2 separate regions of the Homo sapiens genome follow, and region 2 is linked to region 1. A link is a contact called in ENCODE Hi-C or POLR2A ChIA-PET data. All regions are on one chromosome and are shown on one strand. Each heading gives the region's core, a stretch centred on a gene start or an enhancer-like site at or near the end of the contact. The rest is flanking DNA. Distances are from core to core; before and after follow the strand shown.

Region 1 (3,731 bases), core at 230-2,729:
AATTACCTACACTACAAAATCAGAATAACAGTAGCAGTGCCAGCTCCGTGGCAGTCCAGTAGACTAGCAGAAAAGCATGGGTAGCTGGGCAACACACTCCGGTCCTTTAGGAACTACACAGAGAGAAAGTTAACCCAGCAAACACAGGTCCTCAGTGGGCTCAGCCACCAGTGGAGGTTTTGCTGGGATATTTTGCTACACTACTATCATTGCAACAAGTATACCTAAGGGATAACAAAACATGTGCCTCAAGGTCCCCGTGTGACTTAAAATGCACTACATCAAACTGGCTCTGTGGAAAGAACAGGACTTAACCGTTCAGCAGGCCTAACTCTCTGGAGCTGCCCCTGAAGTCCGCAGCAGCTACACGTCCTTCATGAGGCCAGATGTGCAAAGCCGGGCCCAGAAAGCTGAGGTAGGTCCCTGCACAAGGCCACAGGGCTTCCATCTCTCTCCACAGAAAACACATCGCAGAGCTCATGAGAAGCTAAGTGCCAGCTACCAGGAGTGCTGGAGGGTGAGCTGGAGGAGGTGGCCTTAGGTGGAGATGAAGGGACAGGAGTCCACAAAGCAGGCCCACTCTGAGTGTCCAGCAATGCTAGGTAAAATTCACAGGTGGAAATCCTAGGCCCCAGGGTGACGGTGTTTGGAGGTGGGGCTTTGGGAGGTGATTCGGTCTTGGGGACAGAGCCCTGAAGAGCCCTTTAATGGAGGGGATTAAAGCCCTTATGAAAGAAACCCCTTCTGCCACAAGAGGACTCTGGGAGAAGGCGCTCTCTATGAACCAGAAATCCAGCCCTCACCAGACACCAAATCTGCCAGCGCCTTGATCTCAGACCTCCCAGCCTCCAGAACTGTGGGAAATAAATGTCTATCCAGTCTGTGGATTCCTGTCCTAGCAACCCAAATGGACTAAGACAAGCATCTTTTACTTCAACTAATTCAAGCAGATGTTCAGCTCTCCTGAATTACTAAAAGCATACACATTTTTAAAAATAGAGCATACAAATCAAATCTCAAGCATTTTGTGTCCACTCTCTTTAGCTCCTTGTCGCTCGTCTCATGTTTCTGTAAAACCACATTCTTTCCTCTCATTTTCGGTGGGGTCTGTCTGGGTTGTGCTGTAGCAACAAAAAATTTCCAAATCACAGAGGCTTTACACATTGATCATTGATATTTGAGCACTGATCATTGCTGAAGCTGAGTAATGGGTACAACAGGTTTGATATTATATATATGCATATATATATTGTATTGTATATATACATATATATTTGAAATTTTCAATAATAAAAGGTTTTGTAAATCTCCATGGCTTAAACCCACAAAGGCTCGTTTCTTGCTCATCTTCCATGTCCCTCATGGATCAGCAAGGTCTCTACTCCACTTCATCCTCATCCAGAGACACAGGCTAGCCAGCCTCCACCCTCTAGATTATTACTCACTACCGTAGCACCAAAAAGGAACCACGGGGAGAGCATGTGATGGTTCTTCAGGCTTTTGCCTGAAAGCGAAACCCATGACTTCTGTTCACATTTCATCAGCAAAGCAAGCCACATAGCCACACCTAATTTTAGTGGCTCAAAGACAAATGGATCTACTATCTACTCAGTAGAAAGGGAACTGGAAATATCTGGTAAACAGCACTAATGATGACCACAGCCACGAAGAGATGTAAATCTAGAAATTCATTCAGAAAGAAGCCCTGATATGCCATAGAGTTGTTCCCAATGGGTTTCACCCCCAACCAAAACCAAACACTCAGTTTTCTCCATTTTAATAAAACATTCAAACTTATACTAAGACTGGGAGTTCCACAATGTCAGGGACAGTTTATATAACTTCTTTACTTTTCCAGTACCTAACAAACACAGCCCATTGAGAACTGTCCCTGACATTGTGAAACTCCAACCTTGATATAAGTTTGATTGTTTTATTAAATGATAAGAAATGTCTTCTTATTGTCTTCCCTCTGTACTGTTTGTGTCCCATTTTCCTCTTCCTATAAGGATGACCGTCCTCTTGGATTAGGGCCCGCCCTACTGACATCTTAATTTGATTACCTCTGTAAAGACCCCATTTCCCCACACAGTCACACTCTGAAGTGCCAGGGGTTAGAACTCAGCACTCTGTCTTTAGCAGGTGCTAGATTAAGATCTGCTCAACTGAAGAGACACAGGAGGCAAGTAGAATGGATTTCCAGGCGTCCTCTAGAGAAGCCATTTCTCATCTTTGTTCTTACTCTTACCAAACTCTGTCTTATGACATTCCCAGGAGGAGACAGGAGGGGGCTGGTGCTTTTCTAGGAGGCCACTGGGTCATTGAGGCTGTCCCAGGTGGCCAGTCTTTCTCGGCTGCAAACTCACCAAATGTCAGGGGGTGCAGAAGGGAGCCTTGGGATCATCCTACTCAAAAGCATGCATCTTACAGGTGAGGAAACTGAAGCCCAGAGAAGGCAAGGACTTCTACCTGCTTTAAGTCTACCGCCTCCTAAGTCCTTTTGCATTAGCAATCTCTGAAAGGCTTGTGACTTTGAAACCTGGGTATCCTGGACCATTGTCCAGTCCTGTCTGTGTCTGCCATATTATATCCAGCCATGCTGTACACTGCTGTATGTTTAGTAAGGCTGAACTGAGAGAGAGAGAGAGAGAGAGAGAGAGAGAGAGAGAGAGAGAGAGAGAACATTTAAATAGTGTAGGCAATTCTGCCCATTTCACTCAATAAGGGGATATAAATCTGCTGTTCCCAATAGATGTTGGTTCCTGCCTCATTCTCATACGTGAGCACTAGCAAGCCTTTGTATAATACTAGCATGGCCCCTAGACACAGGCCAGTCCTGTCCTGGGGCTTTACTGAAGAGACAACACTCTGCTTCTGCACCGGAGAGAGAGCCCGTCCTATGCTTAGTGAGAAATGGTGTCAGGGTCTCCAACACGGCAATTTCTGAAGGGATTTGCAGGCGTCATTTGAACTGTACTCTCCGTCTTTACACCCAAAGCCTGGTGTGATATGCTCTGCTGTGACCATTGCCAGTGCCGGGGTTGGGCTGCCGAGAAAGGACACGTTGAGAACAGTGCCATGTATTAAATGAGCCTTCGGCGGGCTCTTGCTGGAGCATCTTATGAGCAATGGCACATGTAGAGAATAATAACTTGAACAAACCTATGCATCGCTTGACCATAAAAATCATTAAAATATCAAGGGGTTTAACGACGTAATGACCTAGCACAGATGGAAAATACGTTTAAGATCTCAGTCACTAAAAATGCATTTGGCATGCCACATTTGCCTCCTCTGAAAATGGGGGAAAATACATTTAGGGTAAGATGGCCACAGCTCCCCAAGAGGAAGGGTGGAAAAGAGAGAGACAATCCTCATTGGGTGCCCAATGAGGCAAAAGCTCTGAGGTGCTCAGATTGCCCTTCTGTGAGGGCTGGTGATGCTATCACCATTGGAAGCTGCAGCCAATTCACCACTCCAGAGGCTTCTGAACTATGCGAGATGCAGGAAGCATTTTCTGAAAGAGAGTCCCTCTTAGGGGAAGATACCAGAGTCTGCTTACCAGAAACATCAAGAGGGGAGGCAGCTGCAGAAATGAATGTGGACAGAAACACTGAACGCAGCAATTTATAAAAGAGGCTACTTTGGTCTCCTGGATACGTGTTTCTTTTTTCTTACCAGATCTTAGTTACTGTATTAGTTTGCTATGGGGCCCATAGCAAAGCACCACA
Region 2 (4,183 bases), core at 134-2,633, 150 kb before region 1:
TTGCCAGGCTGGTCTTGAACTCCTGACCTCAGGTGATCCACCTGCCTCAGCCTTCCAAAGCGCTGGGATTACAGGCATGAGACATTGTGTCCAGCCCTTCCTACCTTTTTTTTTTTTTTTTTTTTTGCAAGCATTTTTAGTTTCCTTTCTGACAGGATTGATTTGGGTAAAGAACATTGAATTTTGAGTCAATAGTCTCAAATAGATAGACCTATGTTTGAATTCCAACCCTGACCTCAATAGCTAAGTGACACTGGAAAATCTATCTCTTTGTCTCAGTTTTCCTGCTAAAAATCGGGATGGTAATGTTCACCCAGCAAGGCTTTATCACAAAAAGTGGTAACTTATGAGAAAGTCCCTATCTGGCATGGTAAGCACTCAAGAGAAATTAGTTCTATTTTCCTTCTTCCCTCTAGTTTAATAATTTAAAAAATTAAATCATGCAGCCATAAAAAAGAATGAAATTATGTCCTTTGCAGCAACAAGGATGCAGTTGGAGGCCATTATCCTAAGCGAATTAACACAGAAACAGAAAACCTAATGCCGCACATTCTTACTTATAAGTGGGAGCTAAACACTGGGTACACACAGACACAAAGATGGGAACAGTAGGCATTGGGGATTCAAAAAGGCAGAAGAGAGGAAGGGGGGCCAGGTTTGAAGAACTACTTGTGTTCACTACTTGGATGATGGGATCATTAGAGGCCTAAACCTCAGCATCATGCAATATACCCATGTAACAAACCTGTGCCCGTACCCTCTGAATCTTGGATAAAAAAATAAAAGCAGGCCAGGAGCGGTGGCTCATCCCTATAATCCCAGCACTTTGGGAGGCTGAGGCGGGCGGATCACTTGAGGTCAGGAGTTCGAGCCCAGCCTGGCCAACATGATGATACCCCATCTCTACTAAAAATACAAAAATTAGCTGGGCACAGTGGTGGGCGCCTGTAGTCCCAGCTACTCGGGAGGCTGAGGCAGGAGAATCACCTGAACCCAGGAGGCCGATGTTGCAGTGAGCCAAGATTGCGCTGCTACACTCCAGCCTGGGTGACAGAGTGAGACTCCATCTCAAAAAAAAAAAAAAAAAAAAAAATATATATATATATATATATATATACACACACACACACACACACACACACACATACACATACACACACATACATATATTCAGTGAAAAAGATATTCTCAAGGTGATAAGAAACCAACTATTTGTTGTATTTTACCTTTTAATAGGTAACAATTGAGAACAGGCATTATTGATTCAAGAATGGTGTTAGTTTTTTTCCTTTAACTACACAAAATGTGTAGTCATCAATTCTTTGACTAAGAGGAAGGAGTGTCAAGAGGGAAGCCTGAAAAAATCTTGAAGTTTAAATGCTTTTGTCTAACTATCTGAGTCACTCCTCAGGGTGGAGTTTCTATGGCATGGCTCCCTGCCAGCATAATTTTGAGCTTTTAAGAGAGAGTAGTTGGGCCAACAAACACAGTAACCAAAATGACTACTCTGACACTGGAACCAGCTTTACATACAAATATTTTCTCTATTATCTCAGAAATAATCATGGAAATATACAAGCATTTCCTCTTCTGAACCATATTAATTTTCTAAGAATGAATGTATATTCAGCTACAAACATAATTGAAACAATTCCAGAGAACAAACAAGTGTGGGCCACTTACTCCTGGGGATGTGGCTGTTCTGCACAGCTTTGAGATGTAGGAGAAAAAAAGTATGACTTCCTTCTGTTTAATGATTGTTTAAGTGTGCTTTGATTACTGCAGAAAGCCTAAACCTACTTTTTAAAATTCCATGCAAATCTTGTTGAAGTGAATTCCAGTGACTAATATATTTGAGAAACTTTCTTGGAAAAAAGAATTACCAATGATATATTTAAACAACTGGTATTCATAATATAGAAATATAATTAGACTAATGTGTTCAGTATTTCAATGAAGCTTGATGTTCTTGATCATTAAAGACTTACTTTTCGGCCGGGCGTGGTGGCTCGCGCCTGTAATCCCAGCACTTTGGGAGGCCAAGGCGGGCGGATCACGAGGTCGGGAGATGGAGATCATCTTGCCTAAGAGGGTGAAACCCCGTCTCTACTAAAAATACAAAAAATTAGCTGGGCGTGGTGGCGGGCGCCTGTAGTCCCAGCTACTCGGGAGGCTGAGGCAGGAGAATGGCGTGAACCTGGGAGGCGGAGCTCGCAGTGAGCCGAGATAGCGCTACGGAGCGAGATTCTGTCTCCAAAAAAAAAAAAAAAAAAAAAAAAAAAAAAAAAAAAAAAAAAAAAAAAAAAACAAGACAAAAAAAGACTTATTTTTCTTTGTGAGGCCGAGGCAAGCAGATTGCTTGAGCCCAAGAATTCAAGACCAGCTTGGGCAACATAGTGAAACCGCATTTCTACAAAAAAATACAAATTTGCCGGGTATGGTGGTGCACACCTGTACTCCCAGCTACTCGGGAGGCTGAGACAGGAGGATCTCCCAAGCCGAGGTCAAGCCAAGAAAGTGCCACTGCACTCCGGCCTGGGCAACAGGGTGAGACCATATCTCAAAAAAAAAATAGGCCAGGTGCAGTGACTCACACCTGCAATGCCAGCATTTTGGGAGGCTGAGGCAGGCAGATCACTTGAGGTCAGGAGTTTGAGACCAGCCTGGCCAACATGGGGAAACCCCGTCTCTACTAAAAATATAAAAATTAGCCGGGCATGGTGGCGGAGCTGTAATCCCAGCTACTTGGGAGCCTGAGGCACGAGAATCGCTTGAACCTGGGAGGCGGATGTTGCAGTGAGCCGAGATCGCACCACTGCACTCCAGTCTGGGCGACAGAGCAAGACTGTCTCAAAAAAAAAATAATAATAATAAATAATAAATAAAAATAAAAAATAGGCTGGGCGCAGTGCCTCACTCCTGTAATCCCAGCACTTTGGGAGGCCGAGGCGGGCAGATAACCTGAGGTCAGGAATTCAAGACCAGCCTGGCCAACATGGCAAATCCCCGTCTCTAGCTAAAAATGCAAAAATTAGCCCAGTGCGGTGGTGTGCGCCTGTAATCCCAGCTACTCGGAAGGCTGAGGCAGGCTAATTGCTTGAGCCAGGGAGGCGGAGGTTGCAGTGAGCTGAGAGCCTGGGCGACACAGCAACACTCTGTCTCAAATAAATAAATAAGACTTAATTTTATTTATTTATTTTTGAGACTGAGTTTCACTCTCGTTGCCCAGGCTGGAGTGCAACGGCGCAATCTCGGCTCACTGCAACCTCCACCTTCTGGGTTCAAGTGATTCTCCTGCCTCAGCCTCCTTAGTAGCTGGGATTACAGGCCCACGCCACCACGCCCGGCTAATTTTTTGTATTTTTTAATAGAGACTGTAGAGACGGGGTTTCACCATGTTAGCCAGGATGGTCTCGATCTCCTGACTTCGTGATCCACCTGCCTCGGCCTCCTAAAGTGCTGGGATTACAGGTGTGAGCTGAACCACTGTGCCCAGCCTATTTATTTATTTTTAAAATTTATTTTAATTTTTTACATCTGGGAAGTTGTGAAAAACTTTTTTTTTTTTTTTTTTCTGAGATAGAGTCTCACTCTGCCACCAGGCTGAAGTGTAGTGGCACCATCTCGGCTCACTGCAACCTCCGCTTCCCGGGTTTAAGCGATTCTCCTGCCTCAACCTCCCTAGCAGCTGGGACTACAGGCCTGCACCACCATGCCCAGCTAATTTTTTTTTTGTATTTTTAGTAGAGACAGGGTTTCACCATTTTGGCCAGGATGGTCTCGATCTCTAGACTTCATGATCCGCCCGCCTGGTGATCCGCCCGCGTCAGCCTCCCAAATACTTTTTTTTTTTTTTTTTTTTTGAGAGGGAGTTTTGCTCTTGTTGCCTAGGCTGGAGTGCAATGGGGCGATCTCGGCTCACTGCAACCTCCACCTCCCAGGTTCAAGTGATTCTCCTGCCTCAGTCTCCTGAGTATCTGGGATTACAGGCATGAGCCACCATGTCCAGCTGATTTTGTATTTTTAGTAGAGAAGGGGTTTCACCATGTTGGTCAGGCTGGTCTCGAAGTCCTGACCTCAGGTGATCCACCCGCCTCGGCCTCCCAAAGTGCTGGGATTACAGGTGTGAGCCACCACGCCCGGCTAGAAAGATTTATTTTTAATTAGGCCGGTTCAGTGGCTC

The links. A loop is a pair of places that touch in the nucleus more often than their neighbours do. ChIA-PET counts read pairs that join two places held with the same protein, here RNA polymerase II (POLR2A). Pooled maps may share reads with other maps.
Region 2: a loop to region 1 is called in a map of CD14-positive monocyte, with 2.4 times the contacts of the local background. The contact joins two enhancer-like sites. A Hi-C loop is called at or near these places in 2 of 168 maps with a recorded cell type or tissue (CD14-positive monocyte and endothelial cell of umbilical vein) and 6 of 50 pooled maps. POLR2A ChIA-PET finds 5 or more read pairs at or near these places in 10 of 52 experiments (A673, CD4-positive, alpha-beta T cell, CD4-positive, alpha-beta memory T cell and 6 more).

What each region holds. Positions count from the first base shown.
Region 1 is chr14:50,063,637-50,067,367 of GRCh38, forward strand. All of the region lies in intron 2 of LINC01599 (long intergenic non-protein coding RNA 1599), which reads right to left. Among named protein-coding and RNA genes, the nearest start is that of LINC01599, 40 kb to the right of the region's middle. RefSeq lists enhancers at 909-958, 1,329-1,688. Within about 2 kb of position 1,480, at least 8 of the 41 ENCODE cell types and tissues checked have a DNase peak (open chromatin) inside an H3K27ac peak, as active enhancers do; they include CD14-positive monocyte, where a contact is called at or near this core.
Region 2 is chr14:49,910,413-49,914,595 of GRCh38, forward strand. No RefSeq gene overlaps it. Among named protein-coding and RNA genes, the nearest start is that of ARF6, 19 kb to the left of the region's middle. Within about 2 kb of position 1,384, at least 15 of the 41 ENCODE cell types and tissues checked have a DNase peak (open chromatin) inside an H3K27ac peak, as active enhancers do; they include CD14-positive monocyte, where a contact is called at or near this core.